Linked DNA regions of Homo sapiens: region 2 is linked to region 1. Evidence: chromatin loops called from intact Hi-C (ENCODE). Cell type or tissue: left lung. All regions are shown on one strand. Each heading gives the region's core, and the rest is flanking DNA. Links, peaks and the distances in the headings are about the cores only.

Region 1 (15,439 bases), core at 3,422-11,421:
GAGTGAGACTCTGTCTCAAAAAAAAAAAAAAGTTACCATATGACCCAGCAGTGCCACTTCTAGGTGGAATGTACCCAAGAGAAATATAAACATAAAACATAAAAACATAAACATAAAACATGTTTTATAAACATAAAAACCTATGTCCACACAAAAAACTTGTACATGAATGTTCACAGCAGTATTACTCAAAAATAGCCAAAAGTGAAAACACCAAAATGTCCATCAACTGATGAACAAATAATTAAAATTCAGTCTATCCATACAGCGGAATACTATTCAGCCATAAAAAAGAATGAAGTAAGGCCGGGCACGGGGTTTCATGCCTGTAATCCCAGCACTTTGGGAGGCCGAGGCGGGTGGATCACTTGAGGTCAGGAGTTCAAGACCAGCCTGGCCAACATGGTAAAACCCCTTCTCTGCTAAAATTACAAAAATTAGCCAGGCGTGGTGGCTCATGCCTGTAATCCCAGCTACACGGGAGACTGAGGCAGGAGAATTGCTTGAACCTGAGAGGCAGAGGTTGCAGTGAGCCAAGATCACACCATTGCACTCCAGCCTGGGCAACAAGAGCGAGACTCCATCCCAAATAAACAAAAGGAATGAAGTAGATTCGTGCTACATGAATTAACCCTGAAAACCTTGTGCCACAAGAAAGAAGCCAGTGGAAAAGACCATATATTGCATGATTCCATTTATATGAAGTGTCCAGAAAAGGCCTATCCCGAAAGACAGAAAGTAGATTAGTGATTACCTGGGTCTGGGGGAGGAGGGAATGGGGAGTGTTTCCTTTTGGGGATGATGAAATGTTCTGAAATTAGATAGTAGTGAGGGCTGAACAAGTCTGTGAATATACTTATACCACTGTGGGATACTTTAAAGGGTGAATTTTATGATATGTGAATTTTTTTTTTTTTTGAGATGGAGTTTCTCTCTTTCGCTCTTGTTGCCCAGGCTGGAGTGCAATGGCACGATCTTGGCTCACTGCAACCTCCGCCTCCCAGGTTCAAGTGATTCTCCTGCCTCGGCCTCCCGAGTAGCTGGGACTACAGATGCTGGCCACCATGCCTGGCTAACTTTTTTGTATTTTTAGTAGAGACGAGGTTTTACCACATTGGCCAGGCTGGTCTTGAACTCCTGACCTCAGGTGATCCACCCACCTTGGCCTCCCAAAGTGCTGGGATTACAGCTGTGAGCCACCATGCCTGGCCCAATATGTGAATTTTATATCAGTTTAGAAAAAGGAAAAACTTCACGTTTGTTTGTTAGTTTCTGAGACAGGGTCTTGCTCTGTCACCCAGGCTGGAGTGCAGTGGTGCAATCTCAGCTCACTGCAACCTCTCCCTCCCGGGTTCAAGCAATTTTTGTGCCTCAGCCTCCCAAGTAGCTAGAACAATGGGCATGTGCCACCACACCCAGCTAATTTTTTTGTATTTTAGTAGAGATGGGGTTTCACCATGTTGCCCAGGCTGGTCTCAAGCTCCTGAGCTCAGGCAATCTGCTTGTCTTAGCTTCTCAAAGTGCTAGGATTACAGGCATGAGCCACTGCACCCGGCCCTGGCTCATTTTTGTATTTTTTGTAGAGACAAGGTCTCTACAGGAGACCAGTTATTCAATCATCAGTTGATGGACATTTGGGTGTTGCCCAGGCTGGTCCTGAACTCCTAGCCTCATGCGATCCTCCCACCTCGGCCTCCAAAAGTGCTGGGATTATAGGCGTGAGCCACCACACCCCACCTAACTTCATGCTTTTACTGGAAAAATAAATGTCTTTTTTGCGATTCTGAAACTTGAAGTCAGAAACCTACAGCATAATTACCTGAATAAGAAAGACCGTGTCCATAACATGGAGGTGTCCAAGGTCATCGATGTAAGTCTCCTGGTATAAATCTGACATCACCACCAAGTGGACCAGAAAAGTGGTGCTCACAATGGCGACGGTGGCAGCCGAGGCCGTCAAGGTCAAGACGTAGATGAGGAAGTACCTGATGTTCCAGGCCCCGATGCAGTTGTTCACCCAAACACAGTGATGGTCGAAACGGTGCACACACCAGTTACACACACCTGCACAGAAACAAGGGGGCACGTGCTGGGATGGTGCTTGACGAGACAAGGACACCGCACACCTGCTGAGATTTTCATAATCTGTCCACTGGATGTGTCATCAGAGGAAAATGGCAGCTGCTTAGTTCCAAACTAAGCTTTTGGAACTGTGGTGTCCAGTACAGGAGCAACCAGCCAAATGTGGGTATTGAGCACTTGCAATCTGACTACAAGACAAATCTGAGGTGGTGGCGGCATGCACCCATGGTCCCAGCTACTCAGAGGCTAGGCGGGAGGATCACTTGAGCACAGGAGGTCAACGCTGCAGTGAGCTATGATCACGTCACAGCACTCCAGCCTGGGTAATGGAGTGAGACCCTATCTCAAAAAACAAACCAAAAAACAGAGAGGACATTTTGTCAATACTGACAAATTTACAGTTGTCTTTTTACTACAATACTCCTTTGAATTCAGTGTGAATATGGAGGCAACACAAGAGTTAGTTAATTTACTTGACTTGGATAGACATAGTTTTAAAACTGGTGTTCCTGCTTTAAAGTCAATTCTTCTGATTAAGATGAATCATTATGTCAATGTAGACATGGATGGTGAAGGAAAATTATTTTTTTGGTACCGAATTCAGATATTGGAAAACTTTTAAGAATATCTGGATATAGCTTGCACATGTAAGCCTACTTTTTCAACTGTACATTTTATTAAATCTAAATACACAAGCATTTCCACATGAAAATTTAGTGTCCAAATCAAGATGTGCTATAAATGTAAGATACACACCAGATTTCAAAGGCTTAGTATGAAAAAAAGAATATAAACTATCTCATGAAGAATTTTTTACATTGATTACATGTTAAAATGATATTTTACATATGTAGGTTAAATAACATCCTGATTAAAACTGTCTCCAAGCACAGCCACATTTTGAAAAACATTTTTAAAAACTTTCTATTCATGGCCTTTTTTTTTTTTTCTGAGACAGGGTCTTGCTCTGTTGCTGAGGCTGGAGTGCAGTGGTTTAATCATAGCTTACTGCAGCCTCGATCTCCTGGGCTCAAGTGATCCTCCCGCCTCAGCCTCCTGAGTAGCCAGGACTACATCTTTTGTATTTTTTGTAGAGGTGGGGTTTCCCCATGGTGCCCAAGCTGGTCTTGAACTCCTAGGCTCAAGAGATCTGCCTGCCTCCCAAAGTACTGGAATTCCTGGCATGAACCGCTGCGCCCAGCCACATTCTATTTTTGTTAGACAGCACGGGTCTAGAATCTTGGGCCCTCCCCAGAAGACTAGGCTTTGTAGGACTGAAATCTGCAAACACAACATCCGCAGAAACAACTTGTGGGGAGCATGTCCTGCCACGTGGCGAGGGAAGGGCTGTTATGCCCAGAGATGAGGACTGTCTACTACACAGGAACACAAGACCTGACCCTCACTCATCTGAAAGAAACCATTATCTCAACTCTACAAGTAGTGGCCACACCATATCTGGGGGTGAACTGGCTCTGCTTTCGGATTCAGGAAACATTCCCTCACAGACGAAGCCCACACATGTGCTGTTGGAGGTGCCGCTGGAGTCACGAGAGCCACACTCACTGCAGTGCTTGGATCGAGCTGGTTTCCTTAAATCACAAGTAGAGCACCTCACGTTCTTTGGAAACATCACTTCATCAAATTCATAAACATGAAGAAATAATAATTCATTTGCTTTTGTTATAATGCCTGGGAAAAGTAAGGACATATGTCAGTTTCGTGCAATACTTTGGACTGGATAGTCACAAAACCCGTCCTGATAAAACACAACTGAAACTGCTATCTTTAATATCGTAAGTAATTCTTTTTTTTTTTTTGAGACAGTCTTACTTTGTCATCCAGGCTGGAATGCAGTGGCATGATCTTGGCTCACTGCAACCTCTGCCTCTCAGGTTCAGGTGATTCTCCCACGTAAGCCTCCTGAGTAGTAGCTGGGATTACAGGCGTGCTAATGCACGCGTGGCTAATTTTTGTATTTTTTTTGTTAATACAGATGGGGTTTCACCATTTTGGCCAGGCTGGTCTGGAACTCCGGACCTCAGGTGATCCTCCCACCTAGACCTCCCAAACAGGCTGAGATTGTGTGAGCCACCGCGCCCAGCCACGCAATTCATTTTTAATAATGGCTTTATTGAGATATAACACACAAACCTAATTCACTCATTTAAAGTGTACAATTCTGCCAGTGCGGTGGCTCACGCCTGTAGTCTCAGCACTTTGGGAGGCTGAGGTGGGTGGATCACGAGGTCAGGAGTTCGAGACCAGCCTGGACAACATGGCGAAACCCCATCTCTACTAAAAATACAAAAATCAGCTGGGTGTGGTGGCGCACGCCTGTAGTCCTAGCTACTCGGGAGTCTGAGGCAAGAGAATCCCTTGAACCCGGGAGGCGGAGGTTGCAGCGAGCTGAGATCGCCTCACTGCACTGCAGCCTGGGCGACAAAGCGTGACTCCGTCTTAAGAAACAAAAAAAGGAACAGTACCATACCGATCACATGCTCTATATATGACAAAACGAAGTGAAAGCATTAAAAAGATAAACTAAAAATTTTAAGTGGTTTTAAATAACCCATGGGTTGAAGAAGAAAAAAAAAATTAGAAAACACTCAAAACTGAAAGGTAATGAAAATGCTACACATCAAATCTTTTACAAAGTCCTCAGGGGGGGCCTCTCCTTGTTTGCAGCACTATTAGTAAGACAGTGGAGCTGTCACCATGCTGTATGCTAAGAGCCTCAACTTACCAGGATTGGTTCCACAAGTCAGGGTGAAAAAAAACAGGTTTACACCTAGCAGCAGATAGGGCAGAAGAAGGTAATGCAAGGACAACTCCAGCTCCTGACAGTAGCCAAATACTTCCCAGGTGTACTCAGTATAAACCATCCCTTGCAAGACCAGGTGCAGGACAATGAAGGTGTGGTTTCTGAAAGAAAACAGGCATGGCTTGTTCATGGGGGTTTCTTCTTGAAGAAATTGTATGATACTAAAGAAAGTAACCAACGGCCAACCACTTCCTTTGGGCTTGAGATAATAGTAAGAATTACATAGAAAACTATGTGAAACATTTTGCATGTATTTAACAGAAATTCACAATCTGTAAATATCGCTTTTTAAAAGTAGGCAAGTTAAAACCTCCATCTCAAAAGGCAGATTAACTACGAGTAGAGGCTCCCAACTCAGGACTCGTGATTCTTTCCGGCCTTCTTTCCCTCACCATGCTGGAAACCACAAGGAGCTTCCTGAAGCTAGAGGATCTCAACAATTAATAATCAAAGCAGAAAAGAGGAGAATATTTAAACTCTGAAAGAGAAATACCTCGTATGGAAAAGGTAATGAAGCAATCCATGCACGGCTCTCTGAAGACATTCTGGAATTATACAGGAAAATATCTGAAACAAAAGGAAAGAGAAAGACTCAATTTCATTTCTCACTTCCTCCACTCCCAAACAAATCAGACACTCCACATACAGCTGGCAATCTGGGTGATAGTAAGTTTTGTTTCCCTATATGGGTGAAGAAGTGATTTAGCAGAGAATAAAGAGGGGAATTCTTTCTACTGGTCTTTCCTTTCACGCCAACTCCATTTCTAGTCTGATTCTGACGAAGGCACCTGTCAGTGTCTTCAGGGAAAGAGAGGTGAGCAGAGGGGATGGGTCGGGGAATGTCAATGTGAAGGCCGCTCCTTCCCCAGCCTGGGTTCAATCCCAGGTTCCAGCATCCACACCCAGATCACTGGGCATTGGCCCAGGTCCCTCCCAACTCAATGCCTTCCCATAGGCTGCTTGCCCCGTTTTGCTCACTTTGATCCCTGAAGGAGGGGGGCCAGCCAATGCTGAGCTTTCTGCTGGCCCCCAGAGTCACCCATTAAGTGCCCCAGGCGGACCCTGCTCACATCCATGCCCAATCACAGGCATCTAATCCAGAGGAAAACAGCAACCTCTTCTCTCAAAGCACCACCGCAAGAGGACTTTCAGCAGGAACACAAAACCCACACAGACAGAGGCTGTGGAATATCCCACAACTGCCATCAACGAACTAAATCCATCAATGATGTTAAGTGGCATCTTTTTTGTTGTTGTTGAGACAGGGTCTCACTCTGTAGTCCAGGCTGGAGTGCAGTGGCGTGATCATAGCTCATGGCAACTTCAGACTCCTGGCTCAAGGGATCCTCCTGCCTCAGCTTCCTGAGTAGCGGGATTACAGGTGTGAGGCACTGCACCCGGCCTGGCATCTCTTTTTTGTCCTGTAGCAAAACCTGTGAGTCTCTTAGACTAACACAGTATTCAAATTCCAGTGCCATCCAAGGATCATCCTTACCTGTGCTCCTCCCCTGGCCAGGCCTTTCAAGCTATGGGTTTTCGAGCAGACGCAGATAAGAACAAGACCCATCAGCACCGAAGCCAGGTAGAACAAGAAGAGGACCAGAAAGTCCATCCTGCAGCTACAAAGGAACAGAAAGAGTGTGACTATCTGCTACTGAAAGGTTTCTTCCATGGCACACATTCTCAGACATCAACTCCCAAATGGCTACCAAAACAGAATTCATCTAGACTTTAATGACATCTCAAAGCAAAAAGCAGAAAGACAAACAGAACAGAATTCACCAATTCTTAGGCACACATAACAGAGGCCTGCTGCCTCTCAGTGGGGCCTCCAAAATGGTCCTGAGCTCCCTCAATCAAGATAAAAATTCTGGGCCAGGTGCAGTGGCTCATGCCTGTAATCCCAGCACTCTGGGAAGCAGAGGTGGGTGGATCGCTTGAGCTCAGGAGTTCGAGACCAGCCTGGGCAACATAGTGAGGCCCTGTCTCAATTTAATAAAATAAAAAATAAAAAAAGAAAGATAAACTTTTTTTTTTTGAGACAGAGTTTCACTCTTGTTACCCAGGTTGCAGTGCGGTGGCGTGATCTTGGCTCACTGCAACCTCCGCCTCCCAGGTTCAAGCAATTCTCCTGCCTCAGCCTCCTGAGTAGCTGGGATTATAGGCACGCACCCCATGCCTGGCTAATTTTTGTATTTTTAGTAGAGATGAGGTTTCACCATGTTGGCCAGGCTGGTCTCGAACTCTTGAACTCAGGTGATCCACCTGCCTCGGCCTCCCAAAGTGCTGGGAGTACAGGCGTGAGCCACTGCACCTGCCCAAGATAAAAACTTTGAATCTAACACCCTAAGACTGTGGCCTGCCTTTGAAGCATCTCCAACTTGCAAATCCAAAATAAACCAAGAAAGAACATGCATCCTCCTTCCTTGCCCCCAGGCATGAATCATTCTTTTACTTCCTTAAATATTCACAAAGATACAAGATGTGTCCCCAAAGAATCTGCTGACAATGCCTTGAGAACAAGCATCTCCTAGAGGCAGTCAGGAGCCCTGCACCCAGAATCAGGCATCCTGTCCTAAGAAGCATCCCTCCAGGACACTGGCCACAACCATCAGGAATTACCCTCTGGAACCAGAGTCAACACACAGGCCTGCGTTAAAATACTGGATACTGAGGCCGAGCGTGGTGGCTCATGCCTGTAATCCCAACACTTTGGCATGTCGAGGCAGGCGGATCACGAGGTCAGGAGTTCGAGACCAGTCTGGCCAACATGGTGTAATCCCCATCTATACTAAAAACACAAAAATTAACCGGGCGTGGTGGCACATGCCTGTAATCCCAGCGACTCAGGGGGTGGAGGCAGGAGAATCTCTTGAACCCAGGAAGCGGAGGTTGCAGTGAGCCGAGATCGCGCCACTGCACTCCAGCCTGGGCAACAGAGCGAGACTCCGTTTCAAAAAAAAAAAAAGAAAAGACACTGGATACTGGAACTCTTTTCCATAGTGTAGCGGTTTAAGAAAAAAAAAGAAGAAAAAAAAGGTACTGGAATTGGCCGGCCGTAGTGGCTCGTGCCTGTACTCCCAGCACTTTGGAAGGCTGAGGTGGGAGGATCACTTGAACCCAGGAGTTCAAGACCAGCCTGGGCAACAAAGCGAGACCCCCATCTCTACAAAAAATACAAAAATTAGCCAAGTGTGGTTGCGCATGCCTGTGGAGGCTGAGGCGGGAGGATTGCTTGAGCACAGGAGTTCAAGCCTGGGCGACAGCATGAGACCCTGTCTCAAAAACAAACCAAAAAAGATACCGGAACTGGTCACTTTTGACCTTAGCAGATAAGATTCTGGGCTGTAATGCCAAGTGAGATAACCAAACAAGAAGCTATTCATGACATGATAGGTGAGAGTAAACAAACAGCAGCAATTCTCACGGGGTGATTCAGGGTACCCAGCCTACATTTCTCTTGGTTGGGTAATTTTCAGCCGGCAGCTCTGGCATTCCTCTTCCCAACATTCACAGATAATTCAAACAGCAGCTCCTCTTGGGCAGCAGTGTGTGCCTGGCATGACCAGTAGCTGCCGGACATGGTTCTTCCAGGAGCCTGGATCTGGCTGCAGAGACAGATCAATTCAACACCCACATAAGACGACAAGAGTTGCAGTCAAAGGCAGAATACCTGTGGAAAAGGATTTGGAAGTAGGGGATTTTCAGCACCCCCAGCATGAATGGGTAAGACTTTGGGAGAAATGGCCCAGACTAAGTTGCTTAGGCCTGCTCCCAAATCTTTGGGAGGCCCAGGCAGGAGGATAGCTTGAGGTTAAGAGTTCGAGACCAGCCTGGGCAACACAGTGAGATCACTGTCCCTACATAAAAATTTAAAAATCAGTGGGGCGTGGTGGCCCGCGCCTGTGGTCCCAGCTACTTGGGAGGCTGAGGTGGAAGGATGGCTTGAGCCCAGGAGGTCGAGGCTGCAGTGAGCTGTGATCGTGCCACTGCCTTCCAGCCTGGGCCATAGAGCTGGACCCCATCTCTAAAAACAATAAAAGAGGCCGGGCGCGGTGGCTCACGCCTATAATCCCAGCACTTTGGGAGGCCGAGGCGGGTAGAACACCTGAGGTCAGGAGTTCGAGACCAGCCTGACCAACATGGTGAAATCCGTCTCTACTAAATACAAAAAAAATTAGCTGGGCGTGATGGCGCATGCCTGTAATCCAAGCTACTGGGGAGGCTGAGGCAGAATTGCTTGAATCCGGGAGGCGGAGGGTGCAGTAAGCCGAGATCGCGCCACTGCACTACAGCCTGGGAAACAAGAGCGAAACCCCGTCTCAAAATACAATAATAATAAAGACTTTGTGAGAAACAGCTAGTTGGGAAGAAATAAGCCAAGTCGGTAGCCTTGGGTCTCTCCCCGCCACTCCCCATTAGGGCCTCCCGAAGCCACCCCCATCCAAGGCACCTCCTGGGCGGGCCTGGTCGGAGATTTCCCTGGGGGCTGGAGCCCTGGTAGGGGGACGTGGAGTGCAGCAGGCTCGGAGGGGACACCGGGGCCGCCCCGGACTCGGGCGAGGTGGGGGTGGGACGGCGGCCCTACACACAAGGGGAAAGGGAGGGTCAGAGGAGGAGACTGACGGTCCTGGGACAGCCCAAGCTTCCCACAGCCCCGCGGAGGCGGCCTTACCGCCAGCCGCTGGGCTCCGGCGCCTCCCGGGCGCGATACGAGACTTCCTGCGGGCTCGTGACATCAGCACGGCGCCCCTGAGGGGCTGACTTCCGGCGGAAGTGTGCGAGGGCCGCCGCGGGTTGCGGGGCTGGAGTAACAGTGACCTCCCCGGCGCCCTCGCAGCCAGCCTGGGGACCTCCGTGGCCGGGTGTAACCGCTGGGAAGTGCGATTTTATTTTATTTTATTTTATTTTATTTTATTTTATTTTATTTTATTTTATTTTATTTTATTTATTTTATTTTATTTATTTTATTTTATTTATTTTATTTTATTTATTTTATTTTATTTATTTTATTTTATTTTATTTTATTTTATTTTATTTTATTTTATTTATTTTATTTTATGTATTACCTATTTTCTTATTTACTTATGTATTCGTTCATTCATTCAGAAACAGCCTCGCTCTGTCGCCCAAGCCGGAGTGCAATGGCGCTATCCTAGCACACTACAACCTCCAACTCCTGGGCTCAAGCAATGCCTCCTGCCTCAGCCTCCCAAGTAGCTGGGACCACAGGTGCATGCCACCACACCCGCCTAATTTTTTTTTTTTTTTTTTTTTTTTTGTAGAGACGGGTGTCTCACTATGTTGCCCAAGCTGATCTCGAACTCCCGGGCTCAAGTGATCCTCCCACCTCGGCCTCCCAGAGTGTTGAGATTACAGGCGTGAGTCCCTGCACTGGGCTGGAAGTGGGATTTTAGAGCAGTATTGCCAGGAGACTTACAGGAGGACCGACCTGGGCCTGGTGGGGGCGATCATTCTGGGGCTGTGACAGGGACTAAGCTGCCCTGCGGCCTGCACAGAGACCAGTCATGTCCCTGCTCAGAGCCCAGCAGGGGGATCCAGGTGGCCCAGGGCAGTCACACTTAGGGGGCTCTCAGACTATGTCTGTGTGGTGGACAGAGTTTGCTTTCAGCCACCCACACTGTTGAGATCTAGCAGAACATTTCCAGCATCTTCCGTTGCAGAAGCGGGCAGAAAGCACAATGTGTACCCATCAGTCAGATTCCGCTCCATGTGTGTCCTTGCTCCTGATGACAAGGACATGTTGCTCTGTACAGCCCTAAATATCCTCGGGGCAGTGACAAATACTTGACCACAAACGTTGAGGATAAAAGGGAAGGGTGTTTGATGCTAGGCAGGCTTGGGGTAACAAGAGCTGCTTCCAAACATAGCCCTGAGAAGGCCCTGTGGGGTGTCCTTTGCTCTGACCATCTCTGAATCAGCTGAGGCCAGGGTCTATTCCTGATGCCTCTGAAGACCTGAGCCAGGCCTGTCCTCCTTTGAGGGGAAATGTCTGATCTCCAAACACTGGCCTTAAAGCTCTTCTCTTTTCCTGTCTCTTTGCTACCTACGTCAGCTTCTTGATGCGTTTTCTTTTCCTTTTTATGAAACTCCTTACCAACAGGATGCCTTCTCCTGTGTACATTGTATCCAAGGTCTTCATAAATTTATGGACCCAGAATTGAAAAACCAAGGCTCATACCTATAATTCCAGCACTTCAGGAGGCCGAGGTGGGAGGATCGCTTGAGCCCAGGAGTTTGGGAACAGTCTGGGCAACATATGGAGACCTTGTCTCTACAAAAAATTTAAAAATTAGCCGGGTGTGCTGGCATGCACATGTGGTCCCAGCTACTTAGGAAGCTGAGGTGGGAGGATTGTTTGAGCCCAGGAGGTCAAGGCTGCAGTGCGTTAGGATCACACCACTGCATTCCAGCCTGGACCACAAAACAAGACCCTGGTTCAGAAAAAAAAAAAAAAAAAGATTAATCTCTCAGCACTTGGTCAGTTCCTGAAACCTAGGCATGTTTGATTTTTTGCCTCTTTAAAACATCCAAGCGCAAACCTTGACACCTGCATTTTATAAATAGCATAAGAGAAAACAGACTACTTAAGCTTAAAACCAAAAATTCAAGTGTGATCAAAAGGATTGCCTTGCTTGTGATGCATGGAGCAAAGAATTCCTCTTTGGAGTGTTGCTAAACGCTCCTGTCAGCTCCTGAAACTGGACCTGCAGTATCAGTTTTTTACCTGCTGTGAGATCAGTTGACAGGATCAACCAGCTTTACACCACGATCTCTTGTCCCCAAGGGAATGATGGATGCTATACTTTGGAAATGGGATACAGGACTTCGTAGCTACGCTTGCAAAAGGCATATCACACATGATGCTTGTTTACAATCAGTGATTTATTGACCATGAGGAATTTTGCCATGGAGAAATTAAGAAGAAGGAAAGGAACATAAAAGTATTTTTGAACCATGCATAGTGGCTTATACCGGTAATCCCAACACTTTGGGAGGCTGAGGAGGGCTGATCCCTTGAGACCAGGAGTTTAAGACAAGGCTGAGCAACCTAGTGAGACCTCACCGCTACAAAAAAGTTTTCAATTAGTTAGGTGTGGTGGTGTACACCTGTAGTCTCAGCTACTTGGGGAGGCTGAGGCAGGATGAGGCAGGAAGATTGCTTGAGTCCAGGAATTTGAGACTGCAGTGAACCATGACTGTGCCACTGTATTTCAGCTTGGGCAATAGAGCAAGACCCTGTCTCAAAAAAAAAAAAAAAGAAAAGAAAAGAAAAAAAAAAGGACTGGATCTGTGTTGGCTTACTGTTATATCAGTAGCAACTATTTTAGCACCTAGCTCATAGTAGATGCCCAATAAAAATGTATCAACTGAATGAATGAAAGAAAATGATAACTTATATCAGAAGGAAATCTACATCCTTGATATCACTCAAAAAAAATTCCTGTGGCCAGTAGGTGGGGCCACAGTTGTCACTATTAGCTGGCTTGGAGCATACATTATGGGTGCCCAGTTTACACCCAAATTTCCACTTTGCCTTTGCTACTGTAATTGCTGCCCCGTGCCTTTTTTTTTTTTTTTCTTTTTTTTGAGACAGTCTCGCTCTGTTGCCCAGGCTGGAGTGCAGTGGCGGGATCTCAGCTCACTGCAACCTCTGCCTCCTGGGTTCAAGTGATTCTCCTGCCTCAGCCTCCCGAGTATCTGAGACTGCAGGCATGCGCCACCACACTCAGCTAATTTTTGTATTTTTAGTAAAGACAGGGTTTCGTCGTGTTGGCCAGACTAGCCTTGAACACCTGACCTCAGGTGATCCACCTGCCTCAGCCTCACAAAGTGCTGGGATTACAGGTGTGAGCCACCACGCCCAGCCCTCAAAGTAGATTAAACAACAAAAGAGACATCTTGGTCCCTGCCATTGGAATGTCCAGAAATGATGCTGGCTTCAGGAATGACTTGAACCCGCAGCCCAATGGCATGATCAAGAATCAATGTTCTTTTTATCCCTCACTCTGACTGGAAGATCAGCTTCATCTGAAGACCAGCTTTCCTCCTGATGATGGGATGGCCACCAGCCATAGCTGGGGCTTCATGCATCCACACCCACATCCAGTGAAGGGAGAGTGGGGAGGTCTCCCTCCAGGCCCAAGTAGGAGTACTGACATTCAGTGTGATTAAGCTGGCTTGGGTCATAGACTCACCCCTGAACCATGATGCCACCAGGAAAATGGAATGTGGCCTTTGTCTTGGGTAAAACAAGGCCTCCTGCTGAAGCTACAGAGGATCAGTTTCCCCCAAAGCACATGAGTTGCTCAGGTGAGGGGCTGGATTCTGGAAGGATGTGTGGGCCCTACTGGGAAGGTACATGGATGCTGGCCAGGTAGGCAATCAATCAGTGGACATCTAATAAGTGATATCTGGAATGATGCAAGGAATGTGTCAAAAATGTCTCTTCAAATTAAGATTCTACCCAGGGCCGGGCATGGTGGCTTATGCCTGTAATCCCAGCACTTTGGGAGGCCGAGGAGGGCAGATCACGAGGTCAGGAGATCGAGACCATCCTGGCTAACACGGTGAAACCCCGTCTCTACTAAAAACATAAAAAAAAATTAGCCGGGCGAGGTGGTGGGCGCCTGTAGTCCCAGCTACTGGGGAGGCTGAGGCAGGAGAATGGCGTGAACCTGGGAGGCGGAGCTTGCAGTGAGCTGAGATCAAGCCACTGCACTCCAGCCTGGGCGACAGAGCGAGACTCTGTCTCAAAAAAAAAAAAATTCAACCCAGGGCCGGGTGCGGTGGCTCATGCCTGTAATCCCAGCACTTTTGGAGACCTAGGCGGGTGGATCACCTGAGGTCCAGAGTCCGAGACCACCCTGGCCAACATGGAGAAACCCCGTCTCTACTGAAAACACAAAACATTAGCTGGGTGTGGTGGTGGGTGCTTGTAATCCCAGCTACTCGGGAGGCTGAGGCAGGAGCACCGCTTGAACCCGGGAGGCAGAGGTTGCAGTGAGCAGAGATCACGCCACTGCACTCCAGCCTGGGCAACAGAGTGAGACTCCGTCTCAAAAAAAAAAAAAAAATTCAACCCCCGATGAATGAAGGTGCAAGAGTGAGAACATGAGATGCTTGGGGCATGGTAGGAACTTTTGATGCGTGTCCTTCATTTCCCAGACTCAAAGGCAAATCTATTAATACAATTCCTTCCTGGCAGCAATCTCCGGGTGCAGATTCAAGGGAACGTGTTTGCAAAGGAAGGAGAAGGAAATTTTAGCCACAAAGCTGCAGTTACAGTTGTGCAAGGTCACTCAGAATGGATGCAATTCCTTAGGAAGAGCAAGAGTGTATAAGGAGAGAAGAGGCTGAGGCTCTCCAACTTCCTGGGACCAGCAGAAAAAGAGGAGCTGGCAAAGAAAGCCAAGGGAGGATGTCCACAGGAGTAGGAGGAGGCTGGGCACTTTGGGTCATGCCTGTAATCCCAGCACTTTAGGAGGCTGAGGCTGGAGGATCGCTTGGGGCCAAAAGTTTGAGACCAGCCTGAACAACATAGCGAGACCCCATCTCTACAAAAAATTTAAAAATTAGCCAGGCATGGTGGTGCACAGCTGTAGTCTCAGCTGCTCAGGAGACCGAGGTGGGAGGATCGCTTGAGCCCAGGAGGTCAAGCCTGCGGTGAGCTATTATTTCACCACTGCACTGTAGCCTGGGCAATAGGACAAGACTTCGCATCTTTAAAAAAAATGTTTTTCTTTTTGTTTTTGTTTTTTGACACGGAGTCTCGCTCTGTCGCCCAGGCTGGAGTGCAGTGGCGCCATCTCGGCTCACTGCAACCTCTGCCTCCCAGGTTCACGCCATTCTCCTGCCTCAGTCTCCCCAGTAGCTGGGACTACAGGCGCCCACCACCACACCCGGCTAATTTTTTGTACTTTTAGTAGAGACAGGGTTTCACCATGTTAGCCAGGATGGTCTCGATCTCCTGACCTTGTGATCCCCCCGCCTCAGCCTCCCAAAGTGCTGGGATTACAGATGTGAGCCACCGCGCCCGGCCAAAAAAAAATGTTTTTAAATAAACAAAACAAAGCAAAAGAAGTGGGAGGAGAGTCAGGGAAGAGGGGGTAACATGGAAGCCAAAGAGGACGTGCACTACAATCCCCCAGGGAGGCTCTAAGGGTGAGGCCAATGGAAGGAACCTGGAATGAGCCTCCCACAGACTGTGAAATGTCCCCAGGGAATGGCTCTAGTGATCACCGTAGCCCCCCGGGTTCTGATAATTCCTCTGGCCCAGCAAGCCACCAGGGCAGCTCCTCTCCAGAGCTGGCTGGAGATGCTACGTCACTGGATGGAGGCCTCCAGAATAAGGCCTTGGAAGCCGTGCTGCCTGAGACTGCAGTGTCAGAAGGGTTTCTGAACACGAGCTGGAAGCAAGAGGACCAGAGGGAGAGGCATCTGGAATACATAGTGTTGGGTGGTTGTTGCACACACAGACACGGTGAGCTTGCTCATTGCAGTAGCTGGCAT
Region 2 (15,439 bases), core at 4,591-12,590, 64 kb after region 1:
ATCCCATGCCTTTCCTGTCATAGGAAGCCAAATGGATGCTTAGATGGACGCTTTTACAAAGGGGGAAACTGAGGCCAGTAGTCCCAGCCCTGGAAGAGCACTTCAGTGTCAGTGCATCATCCTTACAGGCTTCAGGCTGTTCTGAGACTTAATCCTGAGAAGTGGCATGTTCAGGTTCTTCCCCGATTTGGGCATCACTAACTTGTTGACACCATATTGTAAGCAAAAGGCCCAAAGCTGCTCTCTGGAGAGCTTCCTCTAGAAGTGATTAATCTCTCCTCTGTGGATGTGGCTGTTCCAACCATGCCACCACCACCATCTCCATCTCCCAGTCTCTCCCACATGTGTAGCCAGAGATACCTGGCCTAGGGCCTTGTTAGAATCCAGGTGTGGCTGGGTGCAGTGGCTCACACTTGTAATCCCAGCACTTTGGGAGGCCGAGGCAGGAAGATCACTTGAGCCCAGGAGTTTGAGACCAGTCTGAGCAATAGTGAGGCACATGCCTGTAGTCCCAGCTACTCTGGAGGCTGGGGTGGGAGGATCACTTGAGCCCAGAAGTTCGAGGCTGTAGTGAGCTATGATCATGCCACTGCACTCCAGCCTGGGTGACAGAGCAAGACCCTGTCTCAAAAAAAGAAAAAAAAATCCAGGTCTGCTGTTCTTCCCAACCCAACCTTCAAGCCAGTGATCCCATGCCTTTCCTGTCATAGGAAGCCAAATGGATGCTTAGATGGAAGCTTTTACAGATGGGGAAACTGAGGCCTGGAGAGGCTCTGGTAAATTAAGGACCAGAAACTGGGATCTCCTGACTCCTGGCCCAGTGCTCTTTGATCCCCTGCGACAACCTCTCTAGCTGTCCCACCATTCCAGGCAGGCCAGATTGGATTCGCCACCACCATCACTCTCTCCTTTTTGGTCCAGGGAAAGGACTTCCCCCATCTCGCCTCTCCCGGGAAGTCTTCCCTAATTGTTCCCTCTCTTCTCTGGACAGTTTCCACTTCCCCCAGAGAGAACTTCTCGCAATCTGAGAGTATATTTTATTTAGCCATTGATCATTTTCCCTACTTTCCAAATTACATTTAGAATGATGACTCATAAAAGAGGCAGAAAGAGGACTACGTGGTGGCTCACACCTGTAATCCCAGCACTTTGGGAGACTGAGGCAGGAGGATCATTTGAGGCCAGGAGTTTGAGACCAGCCTGGGCAACATGGTGAAACTTCGTCTCTACAAAAAATACAAAAATTGGGTGGCCGGGCATGGTAGCTCATGTCTGTAATCCCAGCATTTTGGGAGGCCAAGGCGGGCGGATCACTTGAGCAGGAGTTCGAGACTAGCCTGGGCAATATGGCGAAACCTCATCTCTACTAAACACACGCTAACACACACACACACACACACACACACATATTAGCCAGGCATGGTGGCTGTAGTCCCACCTATTCAGGAGGCTGAGGTGGGAGAATAGCTTGAACCCAGGAGGCAGAGGTTGCAGTGAGCCGAGATCACACCACTGCACTCCAGCCTGGGTGATAGAGCGAGACTCCATCTCAAAAAAAAAAATTAGCCCGGAGTGGTGGTGCGTGCCTATGGTCCCAGCTACTCAGAGCCTGAGGTGGGAAGACTGCTTGAGCCTAGGAGGTTGAGGCTGCAGTGATCTGTGATCACACCTCTGCACTTCAGCAAGACCCTGTCTCTAAAATTAAAAAAAAAAAATACAGAAAATAATTCTCCTGAAGCAAAGAGGAATCCCAGACCCTGACAGGACCTTTCTGTGTGGGGCTAAGAACAGTGTATGGAGCAGGGACTCAAGAAGTACTGATGCTGCCTGAGTCCTGCCCTCCAGACCTCCCTCTTCTCCAGCACTGGGGGTCCATGCTGTACCCCTGCTAGGGGATCACTCCCGTGGTCCTTAGATCCTTAGAGCAGCTGAGATCAGAGACGTGCAGAGTCTATTACAGGGGTCTGCTGACCTGATTTGACTCTCCTCTGCCACCCATGCCTATGGGGCTCTGTATTTTTTTTCTTGGTAGAGATGGGGTCTCGCTATGTTGCCCAAGCTGGTCTCGAACTCCTGGGCTCAAGCGATCCTCCTGCCTTGGCCTCCCAAAGTGCTGAGGTTACAGGTGTGAGCCACCATGCCCGGCAAGCTATGGGTCTCTGAGTCTCCATTTCTCGCCTGTAAAACAGGATAGCATCCTGCTCTCAAAGTGGTACCCTGCCCAGCTGACCGGCACACCCTCTCTTCTTGCTTCCAGGGAGCCCAGCTGACAATGCTGCCCTCAAGTCAGGTGACCGGATCCTCTTCCTCAATGGACTGGACATGAGGTCAGAGGCTATTGGGGACACCAGGGGTTGGTGAGGAGCTGCCCCCACCCCCTGCAAGACTCCTGCCTCTTGGGGCACCCAGGCTGTGATCACAATCTCCTCTCACCATTTGGTCCCCAGGGTCTGTCCCTCTTCCAATGGGAACTCTTGAATCTAACCCTCCTCCTCGCCAGTCGCCAACTCTAGCCAGGACCTCAGTTCATCCTTCCAACCAGAAAATACTCCAGCTCCATGCTGGGGACACAGAGTCACACAGAGGTGGTCTTGCTGTGTGACCTCTGTGGGCAGGACAGGGAGGTCTGGCTGGTGGCCGTGGACAGGGCTCACCCCAGTCAGGCCCTCCTGGGCCATCTCTGCTTGGCAGGAACTGCTCCCACGACAAGGTGGTGTCCATGCTGCAGGGCAGTGGTGCCATGCCCACGCTGGTGGTGGAGGAAGGGCTCGTCCCATTTGCCAGTGGTGAGACCCCCATGGACACTTGGCTTCCTTGGCCCCCAGAGACCCTGCCCAGGCTGCTATATGTGAGAGTCACAGTGCGGAGGACTCAGCTCTTCCCCTAAACCTGCAGCTTGCCTCCCCGGGGCTGCCTCCTAAGTGGTGCTATAGAACCCCAGTGAGGCTGGGCATGGTGGCTCATGCCTGGAATCCCAGCACTTTGGGAGGCCAAGGTGGGAGGATCGCTTGAGGCCAGGAGTTTGAGACCAGTCTGAGCAACATGGCACAACTCTGTCTCTACTAAAAATACAAAAACTAGCTGGGCGTGATGGCACGTGCCTGTAGTCCCAGCTACTTGGGAGGCTGAGGCAAGAGAATCACTTGAACCCAGGAAGCGGAGGTTGCAGTGAGCCGAGATCACGCCATTGCACTCCCGCCTGGGCAACAGAGCAAGACTCTGTCTCAAAACAAACAAACAAAAAACCCTAGTGTATAGCCTTAGGGACCCTTCCCAGGGCTGACTCCCTCTATCCTTGGCCCCGGTGTCGGGCCACAGGCATGCCTTCCCATGCATGGCACTGGACAGCCACACCCCAGCTCAGGAGGTCTCCTGACCTCAAAAGCCAGGGAGACTACACCTGGCCTGGGGACTCTGAGTCACTCATGCCTCTCCCGCCTGTGGTCCCAGCAGACTCCGATTCTCTGGACTCACCCAACCCGTCGTCGGCGCTCACCTCCCTGCAGTGGGTGGCGGAGATCCTGCCGTCCAGCATCCGGGTCCAAGGGAGGACCTTCAGCCAGCAGCTGGAGCACCTACTCACACCTCCTGAGCGCTATGGGGTCTGCCGGGCCCTCGAGAGCTTCTTCCAGCACAGGTGGCCGGGCCAAAGCCGCGGTGGGGCCCTGCCCTGGGTGGGCCCTAAGTCCTGCCTAGACTCACATCCCAGTCTCCCTGCCTGAACCTCCTCAGTCCCGTTCTCCTGGGGGATGCTCAGGAAGGTGGCTGCTGGTATCAGGGGCCCCAGGGTGGTGGGCAATTGAGCTGCCCTGGAACAATCTCTGACTCTGACACCTCCTAGTCACGTGACCTTGGGCGAGTCTCAGCCTTCTCTGTGAAGTGAGGCAGACAGGAACCACCTGCAACATTCTATTTTTTTTTTTTGAGATGGAGTCTCGCTCTATCACCCAGCTGGAGTGCAATGATGAGATCTTGGCTCACTGCAGCCTCCGCCTCCTGGGTTCAAGCGATTCTTCTGCCTCAGCCTCCGAGTAGCTGGGATTACAGGTGCCCACCACCACACCCGGCTAATTTTTTTGTATTTTTACTAGAGACAGGGTTTTACTAGAGACAGGGTTTCACTATGTTGGTCAGGCTGGTCTCAAACTCCTGACCTCGTGATCTGCCCGCCTCGGCCTCCCAAAGTGCTGGGATTACAGGCGTGAGCCACCGTGCCTTGGCCCACCTGCAGCATTCTTGATGGGACCTTCACCAGAGCCCCACCTGTGGGCACTTGTCATGGGCTAGGCCCTTCGGGGTAGGGTTGGTGTCTTTCTTTTTGGACCTCAGCTGCAGCCAGCTGCATTTATCACACTCCTCGGTCCATGGGGTCATTATTATGGTCTCTGCAAAGCCTGTCACTTGTCCATACCTTTTTGTTTTGTTTGAAGGGTTTTTTATTTTTGTTTTTGTTTTTTGAGATGGTGTTTCACTCTCGTTGCCCAGGCTGGAGTGCAGTGGTGCGATCTCGGCTCACCGCAACCCCCACCTCCCGGACTCAAGCGATTCTCCTGCCTCAGCCTCCCAAGTAGCTGGGATTACAGGCATATGCCACCACGCCTGGCTAATTTTGTACTTTTAGTAGAGATAGGGTTTCTCCATGTTGGTCAGGCTGGTCTCAAACTCCCGACCTCAGGTGATCCACCTGCTTCAGCCTCCCAAAGTGCTGGGATTACAGGCATGAGTCACCGCACCTGGCCTGGTTTGGTTTTGTTTTTTAAAAAAGATGGGGAGGTCTCACTATGTTACCCAGGCTGGTCTCGAACTCTTGGGCTCAAGTGATCGTCCCAAAGTGCTGCGGTTACAGGCATGAGCCACTGTACTTGGCTCTAAAGAGTCTTAAGATGTAATTCACATACTATACAATTTGCCATTTAATTATACAATTCAGTGGTTTTTAGTATATTCACAAATACGTGCAAACATCACCACGGTCCATTTTAAAACTTCATCACATCAAAAAGAAACCCAGGCCAGACACCTATAATCCCAGCACTTTGGGAGGCTGAGGCAGGAGGATCGCTTGAGCCCAGGAGTTCAAAACCAGTCTGGGCAACAGAGCAAGAAGCCATCTCTACAAAAAGAAAAAATTAGCTGGGCATGGTGGTGCGCACCTGTAGTTCCAGCTACTTGGGAGGCTGAGGCAGGAGAATCACTTGAACCCAGGAGGCAGAGATTGCAGTGAGCCAAGATCACACCACTGCTCTCCAGCCTGGGTGACAAAATGAGACTTCGTCTCAAAAAAAAACAAAAAAACAAAAAAAAACTGTGCTTGATATCATGTTTTGTGTCTAACTTATTCACCAATTACTATGTGTTTAGCTCTGTCCAATGTATATTTCATACATTGATTATAACTAAAGCCAAATTCCTTTAGATCACAGTGATGCCCAACTTTTTATTTTTGCTAGTTTCTTTTTTTTAATTTTTATTTTTTGTTTGAGATGGAGTCTTACTCTGTCATCAGGCTGGAGTACAGTGGCGTGCTCTCGGCTCACTGCAACCTCCCCCTCCTGGGTTCAAGCGATTCTCCTGCCTCAGCCTCCCGAGTAGCTGGGACTACAGGCACTCTCCACCACGCCCAGCTAATTTTTGTATTTTTAGTAGAAACAGGGTTTCACCATGTTGGCCAGGATGGTCTTGATCTCTTGACCTCGTGATCTGCCCACTTCAGCCTCCCAAAGTGCTGGGATTACAGGTGTGAGCCACGACACCCGGCCTATTTTTGCTACTTTCTTAGCCATAAAAGTGACATCCTGTTATTTTTATTTGATTTTCTTCTATTACTAATTATTTTAAGCATCTTTTAATATGCTTGTGAACTTTTTCTGGGATTTTTCTCTATAAATTACTGTTCATACCCTTTGTCCATTTTTGTTTTCTTGGACTTTTTGTCCTTGTTGACTGGCATGAAGTTTCTTGTATATTTTATTTTATTTATTTTCTGAGACAGGGTCTCACTCTGTCACCCAAGCTGGAGTGCAGTGGTGCAAACACAGCTCACTGCAGCCTCGAACTCCCAGGCTGAAGTGATCCTTGTGCCTCTGCCCCCCAGGTAGTTGGGACTACAGGCACTCGCCTACCATGCCCAGCTAATTTTTTTTTTTTTTTTAGTAGAGACAGGGTTTTGCCATGTTGCTGGTCTTGAACTCCTGGGCTCAAAAGATTTGCCCATTTTAGCCTTCCAAAGTGCTGGGATTACAGGTGTGAGCCACTGCTCCCAGCCCCTTGTATATTTTATTTTATTTATTTATTTATTTATTTATTTATTTTGAAGCAGAGTTTTGCTCTGTCGCCCAGGCTGGAGTTCAGTGGCATGATCTTGGCTCACTTCAACCTCTGCCTTCCCGGTTCAAGTGTGTCTCCTGCCTCAGCCTCCTGAGTAGCTGGGATTACAGGCGCCCACCACCATGCCTGGCTAATTTTTGTACTTTTAGTAGAGATGGGGTTTCACCATGTTGGCCAGGCTGGTCTCGAACTCCTGACTCAGGTGATCCCCCTGCCTCAGCCTGCCAAAGTGCTGGGATGACTTGTGAGCCACGACGGCTGGACACCTTTGTATATTTTAGATGCTGATTTCTCCTTGATTTTGAACATTGTAAATTTCTCTCCCATTTGTTACTTCTGTTATTAGGTCTGTTGTGTCTAATATGAATGTGTCTAAGTTGGGCTTCCTTGAATAGATAACCTTGATTTTGCATAATCAAACTCACCACATTTTTGGTCTTATAGTTTTGTGTAGGGTCCAGCCCTACAGGGCCTGTGGGTTTTTCTCTTCGTGTGCGGAGATGAGAGATCGTAGAAATAAAGACACAAGACGGCTGGGCGCGGTGGCTCATGCCTGTAATCCCAGCACCTTGGGAGGCTGAGATGGGCAGATCACGAGGTCAGGAGATCGAGACCATCCTGGCTAACATGGTGAAACCCCGTCTCTACTAAAAATACAAAAAAAAAATAGCCGGGCGTGGTGGCAGGCGCCTGTAGTCCCAGCTACTCGGGAGGCTGAGGCAGGAGAATGGTGTGAACCTGGGAGGCGGAGCTTGCAGTGAGACGAGATTGTGCCACTGCACTCCAGCCTGGGTGACAGAGCCAGACTGTCTCAAAAAAAAAAAAAAGAAAGAAAGACACAAGACAAAGAGATAGAAGAAAAGACAGCTGGGCCCGGGGGACCACTACCACCAAGACGCGGAGACCAGTAGTGGCCCCGAATGCCTGGCCGTGCTGTTATTTATTGTGTACAAGGCAAAGGGGCAGGGTATGGAGTGAGAGTCATCTCCAATGATAGGTAAGGTCATGTGAGTCACGTGTCCGCCAGACAGGGGGCCCTTCCCTATTTGGTAGCTGAGGCGGAGAGAAAGAGGGGACAGCTTACGTAATTATTTCTTCTATGCATTTTAAAGACTTTAGTACTTTCACTAATTCTGCTGCTGCTATCTAGAAGGTGGAGCCGAGTGCACAGGGCAGAACATGAATGCGGACCAGGAGCGTGACCACTGAAGCACAGCATCACAGGGACAGCGTTAGGCCTCTGGGTGGCTGCGGGCGGGCAAGCAGTGGTGGAGCAGAGTCTTCTTTAACTCCACCAGGAAAGGGAGACTCCCTTTCCCGGTCTGCTAAGCAACGGGTGCCTTCCCAGGCACTGGCGTTACCAGTAGACCAGGGAGCCCTCTAGTGGCCCTGTCCAGGCATAACGGAGGGCTCACACTCTTGTCTTTTGGTCACTTCTCACCGTGTCCCTTCAGCTCCTATCTCTGTATGGCCTGGTTTCTCCTAGGTTATAATTGTAGGACAAAGATTATTATAATATTGGAATAAACAGTAATGCTACAAACTAATTATTAATAATATTCATATACATATCTATAATCTATTTCTAGTATAACTATTCTTATTCTATGTATTTTCTTTATTATATTGGAACAGCTTGTGCCCTCGGTCTCTTGCCTTGGCATCTGGGTGGCTTGCCGCCCACAGTTTTGGCTTTTGAAATTTTAAGCTCTTCCCTGCTTCTAGGTCAAAAGATATTCTCCTACTTTATTTTTATTTATTTATTTATTTATTTTTTATTATTATTATTTTGAGACGGGGTCTTGCTCTGTCACCCAGGCTGGAGTGCAATGGCGCGATCTCAGCTCACTGCAACCTCCACCTCCCGGGTTCAAGCGATTCTGCTGCCTCAGCCTCCCGAGTAGCTGGGATTACAGGCACACACCACCACGCCTGGCTGATTTTTGTATTTTTAGTAGAGAGGGGGTTTCACCACGTTGGCCAGACTGGTCTCGAACTCCTGAGCTCGTGATCCACCCACCTCAGCCTCCCAAAGTGCTAGGATTACAGGCGTGAGCCACCACCCCCAGCCTATTTTTATTTTTGTTTATTTATTTATTTTTTTGAGACAGAGTCTCGCTCTGTGGCCCAGGATGGAGTGTAGTGGCGCAATCTTGGCTCGGTGCAACCTCCGCCTCCCCGAGCTCAGGCGAGGCGATTCTCCTGCCTCAGCCTCCTGAGTAGCTGGGATTACAGGTGCACACCAACATGCCTACCACATTTTTGTATTTTTTTGTAGAAACAGGGTTTACCATGTTGGCTAAGCTGATCTTGAGCTCCCGACCTCAGATGATTCGCCTGCCTCAGCCTCCCAAAGTGCTGGGATTATAGGCATGAGCCACCATGCCTGGCCTGCTCTATATGTTTTTTGGTTTTTTGGGTTTTTTTGAGACAGAGTCTTGCTCTGTCACCCAGGCTGGAGTGCAGTGGCGCAATCTCAGCTCACTACAACCTCCGCCTCCCAGTCTAAGCGATTCTCCTACTTCAGCCTCCTGAGTAGCTGGGACTGAGGGTACATGCCACCACGCCCAGCTAATTTTTGTATTTTTAGTAGAGAGGGGGTTTCACTATGTTGGCCAGACTGGTCTTGAACTCCCGATCTGAGGTGATCCAACCGCCTCGGCCTCCCACAGTGCTGGGATTACAGGCGTGAGCCGCCACGCCAGGCCTGCTCTGTGTGTTTTAATCTTCACAACAGCTCTATGAGGTAGATGCTATTTTTATCCCCATTTTACAAATGAGGAAACTGAGGCACAGAGAGGGTAAGTCACTTGAGAAAGGTCACTTAGCTGGTAAGTGGCAGAGCTGAGATTGGAGTCTGGCTACCCTATCCCTGGAGCCTGCCTTCCTGCCCACTTCTCTCTCTCTCTCTTTTTCTTTTCTTTTTTTTTTTTTTTGAGTTGGAGTCTCACTCTGTCTCCCAGGCTGGAGTGCAGTGACACGATCTCAGCTCACTGCAACCTCCACTTCCCAGGCTCAAGCAATTCTCCTGCCTCAGCCTCCCGAGTAGCTGGGATTACAGGTGTGCACCACCACACCTGACTAATTTTTATACTTTCAGTAGAGACGGCCTTTCACCATGTTGGCTGGGCTGGTCTCGAACTCCTGACCTCAAATGATCCACCTGCCTCGGCCTCTCAAAGTGCTGGGATTACAGGCGTGAGCCACTGTGCCCGGCCCCCACTTCTGTCTTTGAAGGGTAGGGATAGGGCATGAGGGCAGACGCTGTGGCTTGGAAGTGCCGTCTTGTCTACCCCCACTCTGTGCATCATGGTAAGCCCGTGAGTATTGAGCCTCACATTCCTGCACCTTCCCCCAGGAACATCGACACCCTCATCGTTGACGTCTACCCTGTGCTGGACACCCCTGCCAAGCAGGTCCTGTGGCAGTTCATCTACCAGCTGCTGACCTATGAGGAGCAGGAGCTCTGTCAGGAGAAAATCGCATGCTTCCTGGGCTACACGGCCATGACAGGTAAGCGTCCTCTCCCCTGCCACTTCCCTGCCTGCAGCTGCTGACTGTCCAGCTCACCAGGTGAACAGACAGACACCTGTTCTCACATGTGAAGGTGTTTGTTTGCTTGTTTGTTTGTTTTGAAATGGAGTCTCACTCTTGTGCCCCAGGCTGGAGTGCAATGGCACGATCTTGGCTCACTGCAACCTCCGCCTCCCAAGTTCAAGCGATTCTCCTGCGTCAGCCTCCCGAGTAGCTGGGACTAAAGGCGCATGTCACTACGCCCAGCTATTCTTTTGTGTTTTTAGTAGAGAAGAGGTTTCACCATGTTAACCATGATGGTCTCTATCTCCTGACCTCATGATCCACCCACCTCGGCCTCCCAAAGCACTGGGATTACAGGTGTGAGCCACCACGCCCAGCCTTTTTTTTTTTTTTTTTTTTTTTTGAGACGGAGTCTTGCTCTGTCGCCCAGGCTGGAGTGTCGTGGTGCCATCATGGCTCACCGCAGCCTCAACCTCCTGGGCTCAAGTGATCCTCCCACTCCGGCCTCCCAAAGCACAGGGATTACAGGTGTGAGCCACTGCATCTGGCCTCACCTATGAGGTCTTACAGCCGATTTGGGCCCCTCCCACATAGAAGTGTCCACAGCCATGCACGTACACACCCAATACACCAGGGCTAGGCCCACACGTGGCCCCACGGACGCGCCTTCCCAGCGTGACCTTTATGCAGCATATACAACATAACCTGAGACTTTAGACACTGCACCTAACCACCTGCAGTCTCAGTTTTTGCACCCACAAAATGGAAGTGGTCTCAGTGGCTGCGCTCTGTACTCTGAGAAGTGGAACTTGTGAGAAGGAACTCGTGTAAGGCTGGACGTGGTGGCTCACACCTATAATCCCAGCATTTTAGGAGACTGAGGTGGAAGCATCACTTGAGCTCAGGAGCTCAAGATTAGCCTGGGCAACATAGCAAGAGCCTGTCTCTACCAAAAAAAAAAAAAGTTTTAATTTAGCCAGGTGTGATGCACACCTGTAGTCCCGGCTACTTAGGAGGCTGAGGTGGGAAGATGGCTTGAGTGCAGGAGATCAAGGCTGCAGTGAGCTATGATCAAGCTACTGCCTCCAGAAAAAAAAAAAGGAAAGAAAAAAAGAAAAAAGAAAGAAACTCACGTGGTTGCCAGACATGCCAACACCACCACCAGGATCATGAGCACACGACCACATCCCACCTGGCTGGTGGGCTCCCAGTGTACTCTTTCTTGCACACACACAGGCCTGCAGTGCCATGTGTGGCTGCCACCTGTCTGTTCAGCGTGCCCTCCGAATGCCCACAAACCCCTGCACTCAGCATGCAGGTCATGTGGATGGAAGGTGTGCCGAAGCCTGTGTTCTACCCTGTTCTAGGCATCCTGCACCTGCTATGAAAGCCGCTGCAGGTGCAGTGGTTCACTCTTGTAATCCCAGCACTTTGGTAGGCTGAGGTGGGTGGATCACTTGAGGTCAGGAGTTCCAAGTCCAGCTTGGGCAACACAACAAGACCCCCATATATTCAAAATATTTAAAAATCAGCCAGGGGTGGCCGTGCGCGGTGACTCACGTCTGTAATCCCAGCACTTTGTGGAGCTGAGGCAGGCCAATCACGTGAGGTCAGGAGTTCGAGACAAGCCTGGCCAACATGGGGAAACCTCATCTGTACTAAAAATACAAAAATAAGCCAGGTGTGGTGGTACGCAGTTGTAATTCCAACTACTCGGGAGGCTGAGGCAGGAGAATTGCTTGAACCTGGGAGACGGAGGTTGCAGTGAGCTGAGATCGCACCACTACACTCCAACCTGGGCAACACGGTGAGACTCCATCTCAAAGAAAAAAAAAATAAAAAATTAGCCAGGCGTGGTGGTATGCACCTGTAGTCCCAGCTACTTGGGAGGATGAGGTGGGAGGAGCACTTGAGCTCAGGAGTTGGAGACCAGCCTGGGCAACATAGCAAAAAAATTTGAAATTAGCTGGGTGTGGTGGCACACACCTGTAATCCCAGCTGCAGGGGAGGCTCAGGCAGGAGGATCTGTTGAGCCTGGGATTCAAGGCTGCACTGAGCCTTGATTGCACTCCAGCCTGGGGGACAGAGTGAGACCTGTCACAAAAAAAAAAAAAAAAAAGAAGAAAAGAAAAAAAGGCAGGTGTGGTGGCTCACATCTGTAATCCCAGCACTTTCAGAGGCTGAGGCAGGTGGATCACCTGAGGTTAGGAGTTGAAGACCAGCCTGTCCAATATGGTGAAACCCCATCTCTGCTTAAAAAAAAAAAATACAAAAATTTAGCCAGGCATGGTGGTGCATGCCTGTGGTCCCAGCTACTTGGGAAGCTGAGGCTCGAGAATCATTTGAACCTGGGAGGTGGAGGTTGCAGTGAGCTGAGATTGTGCCACTGCACTCCAACCTGGATGAGAAAGCCAGACTCTGAATAAATAAAGAGAGAAAGAGAGAAAGAGACAGAGAGAGAGAAAAGAGAGAAAGAGAGAAAGTGAGAGAAGGAAGAGAAGGAAGGAAAGGAAAGGAAGGAAAGGGAAGGGGCCGCTGCAGAGTTGCTGGTCCTTGTGTGCCCATGAGCTGCAGTCCCAGGGACCCACAATTTGCTAGGGTTTTAGCGAGAAGCTCAGGATCCATGCTGGACCACACATGCCTTACATATCTGCGTAGGCTCAAAAAACTTCTATTTTGGCCGGGAGCAGTGGCTCACACCTGTAATCCCAGCACTTTGGGAGGCCGAGGCAGGCGGATCACCTGAGGTCAGGAACTTGAGACCAGCCTAGCCCACATGTTGAAACCATATCTCTACTAAAAATACAAAAATTAGCCAGGCATGGTGACGGACACCTGTAATCCCAGCTACTTGGGAGGCTGAGGCAGGAGAATCGCTTGAACCTGGGAGGTGGAGGTTGCAGTGAGCTGAGATTGCACCACTGCACTCCCACCTGGGCAACAAGAGCAAAACTCAGTCTCAAAAAAAAAACACTTCTATTTTGCCCATAATCCTCTCTGGGCAGCAGTGACTTGGCCTGGGGCAAGCACAGGGCGTTGAGACTCTGGAAGCTGTTGTCATGAGATCTCTGCTAGGCCCCTGAGTTCAGGCTAGCTGCATTCTGGTGCTGCATTCTGGTGCTGCTCCTGGCACCTGGTTTCTTGCCCTGGGGCTTCCCCTCAAGAGCTGTTCTGGAGGCAAGCAGGGCAGGCCCCGTAGCTTGGGGTCTGCATATTGGTGCAGATGACATCTGCCCTCCCCTCCCTGTTTTGGAGGTCCCTTGTCTGGCTGAGAGGGCAAGAGGGCCCCATGTTCCCTGCATGTCCCACAGCAGAGCCGGAGCCTGAGCTGGACCTGGAGTCCGAGCCCACGCCTGAGCCCCAGCCGCGGAGCTCCCTGCGGGCTTCCTCCATGTGCCGCCGCAGCCTCCGGTCCCAGGGCCTGGAGGCCGGCCTCAGCTGCGGTAAGGCTGGTGTCAGGGGGAGGGTATGAATGGAGCTCAGTTTTCCCACCTGCAAAATGGGCTTGGTGAGGTGGGGAATCCCAGGGAATGGGGCTAAGCAGGGCTCAGGATTGGCCCTCCTGGGTCTGCGGGGCATGTTGGTTCTGGGCCGGGGCCTGAGCCGTAGAGCTCAGATACGGTAATGACATTATTCCCCGGTAGGTCCCAGCGAGTGCCCTGAGATGCCTCTTCCCCTGATCCCAGGCGAGCGCCAGGCAGGCGACGGCACGTCCCTCCCTGAGACCCCCAACCCCAAGATGGTGAGACCTTCTCTGCCCTCCACGTGGGGTCAGTAGGGGGCAGGGAATGGACGGTCCATAGGACTGGGCCCAGGAGACCCAGGCCAAGGCGTCCCTGTGCTGCTTCAGGCTGGGGCATATCCCTGCCTCCCGGCCCACCCAGGCCTGGACCACATTAGGGCTACGAGGGGAAGCAGAATGGGCTGGACTCTCCCCCGTCTCCCTCCAGATGTCAGCCGTCTATGCAGAGCTTGAGTCTCGACTGAACAGCAGCTTCAAAGGGAAGATGGGGACCGTGTCCAAATCCCGGGCTTCCCCTCCAGGCCCCAGCCCAGCAGTCACCACAGGTAGGGCTCCAGCCTCTGTCATCTACTGTCTGGGTGTTTCCCTCCACCCCAGGCTCAGCCCTGGAGCTGCTTCTCTGCTCCATCAGGGTCAGGGTTGTCCCAGTCCCTCCCATGGCCCTGTGACCCTCACCTCAGCTGTGGATCAAGAAAGTAGCCTGGGTACCGTGGGTCGTGCCTGTAATCCCAGCACTTTGGGAGGCCGAGGCAGGAGGATCAATGGAGCCCAGGAGTTTGAGACCAGCCTGGCAACATAGTGAGGCCCCATCTCTAACAAAAAAAATACAAAATTAGCTGGGCATGGTTGCATATGCCTGTAGTCCCAACTCCTCAAGAGGCTGAGGCGGGAGGATCACTTGAGCCCAGGAGTTCAAGGCTGCAGTGAGCTATTTCGAACCACTGCACTCTAGCCTATAAGCAACAGAGTAAGACCCTGTCTTAAAAAAGAAAAAGAAAGAAGGCAGATGCCTGATTCTGAGGAAGTCCCCGAGTTAGCAAGTGGTTATTGGATAAATGATCAAGTGCAACGCGTTGTACCAGCGTTGGCACAGCTGGGAAGACAGTTGCTCTGCAGCTCAGAAGGCAGGAGCCCTGGGAGGCCCTCCTGTGATCTCAGGGCTTGCTGGGTGCGCGAGACGCTCCATGACTGTGGCTCTGGGCCCTAGAGAAACCCCTCCACCCTTTGAGTTAATGGTGTTCAGTGGCTCCCAGCTGGGACCCCTGGTGACCATTCCAAGGTGAGCTGGCGTCCAGCCTGTCCTGAGGCCGAGCAGTGCTCCTGCTCACCAGATCTGGCCTTTAGTCATGCTTGGAAGGCAGGGCCGCTCAAGGTCTTCCTGCACTGTGCCCAGAGAGGGAAAGGAGAGTGGCCTGGGACACAGAGCCAGTCTGTCCTAGGACCCTCTCTCCAGCTTGCACCTGGAACCTCGGTGCTGGCTGAAGAGGAATCCTCATACTCCATCCCTCCTCCAGGGCCCAGGACCCTGTCCGGCGTCTCATGGCCCAGCGAGCGACTCTTGCCCTCCCCCTGCTACCACCCGCTGTGTTCGGGGGGTCTGGCCTCCCCCAGCAGCTCTGAGTCCCACCCCTACGCCAGCCTGGACAGCAGCAGGGCACCCTCCCCACAGCCAGGCCCCGGGCCCATCTGCCCCGACAGCCCCCCAAGCCCGGACCCCACCCGCCCGCCCAGCCGCAGGAAGCTCTTCACCTTCTCCCACCCTGTGCGAAGCCGCGATACTGACCGCTTCCTGGACGTGCTGAGCGAGCAGCTGGGCCCCCGGGTCACCATCGTGGATGATTTCCTGACCCCGGAGAACGACTACGAGGAGGTGGGCACGCAAGCAGGTGTGGAGGGAGGCGGGTGAGGCGAGGTGTGGCGGTCTGCAAGGCAACAGTGTTCCTGGGCTCCCGCAAGGGGCCTGCTGCCCTTGGGATCTTCCCCAGGCTATCCCACTCCCTAGCTCAAGCTATCCCACCCCTTGCCCCAGGTTACCCTATCTCCTGTTCAAGG

The links. Hi-C counts contacts between places; a loop is a spot of excess contacts. Peaks named below come from ENCODE experiments on the same cell type or tissue, not always from the same donor. Only the 100,000 strongest peaks of a DNase experiment are listed, where the experiment ranks them.
Region 2: it touches region 1 in a loop (4-fold over the local background); 40 of 110 quality-filtered maps call a loop at or near these places.

The regions. Positions count from the first base shown.
Region 1 is chr7:6,571,641-6,587,079 of GRCh38, reverse strand. ZDHHC4 (zDHHC palmitoyltransferase 4) reads right to left here and starts at 9,626. Exons shown (of 8, transcript NM_001134389.2): 1 at 9,582-9,626; 2 at 8,360-8,514; 3 at 6,402-6,525; 4 at 5,400-5,473; 5 at 4,829-5,007; 6 at 3,649-3,774; 7 at 1,820-2,064. The coding sequence starts at 6,518. RefSeq lists an enhancer at 8,383-8,998 and a silencer at 9,277-9,606. In left lung, for the core only: a CTCF peak has its summit at 7,468; DNase peaks (open chromatin) are centred at 9,639 and 10,409; H3K4me3 peaks cover 1,656 bases; H3K27ac peaks cover 1,190 bases.
Region 2 is chr7:6,508,776-6,524,214 of GRCh38, reverse strand. It overlaps GRID2IP (Grid2 interacting protein), which reads left to right. Exons shown (of 22, transcript NM_001145118.2): 5 at 2,258-2,327; 6 at 2,692-2,786; 7 at 3,454-3,637; 8 at 9,686-9,840; 9 at 13,176-13,307; 10 at 13,509-13,606; 11 at 13,815-13,932; 12 at 14,902-15,257. It overlaps LOC101927325 (a long non-coding RNA gene), which reads right to left. Exons shown (of 5, transcript XR_007060200.1): 3 at 15,171-15,309; 4 at 14,063-14,199; 5 at 7,180-7,809. Among named protein-coding and RNA genes, the nearest start is that of KDELR2, 32 kb to the right of the region's middle. In left lung, for the core only: CTCF peaks have their summits at 7,523 and 7,723 (motif pointing left); a DNase peak (open chromatin) is centred at 7,654; H3K4me3 peaks cover 670 bases; H3K27me3 peaks cover 434 bases.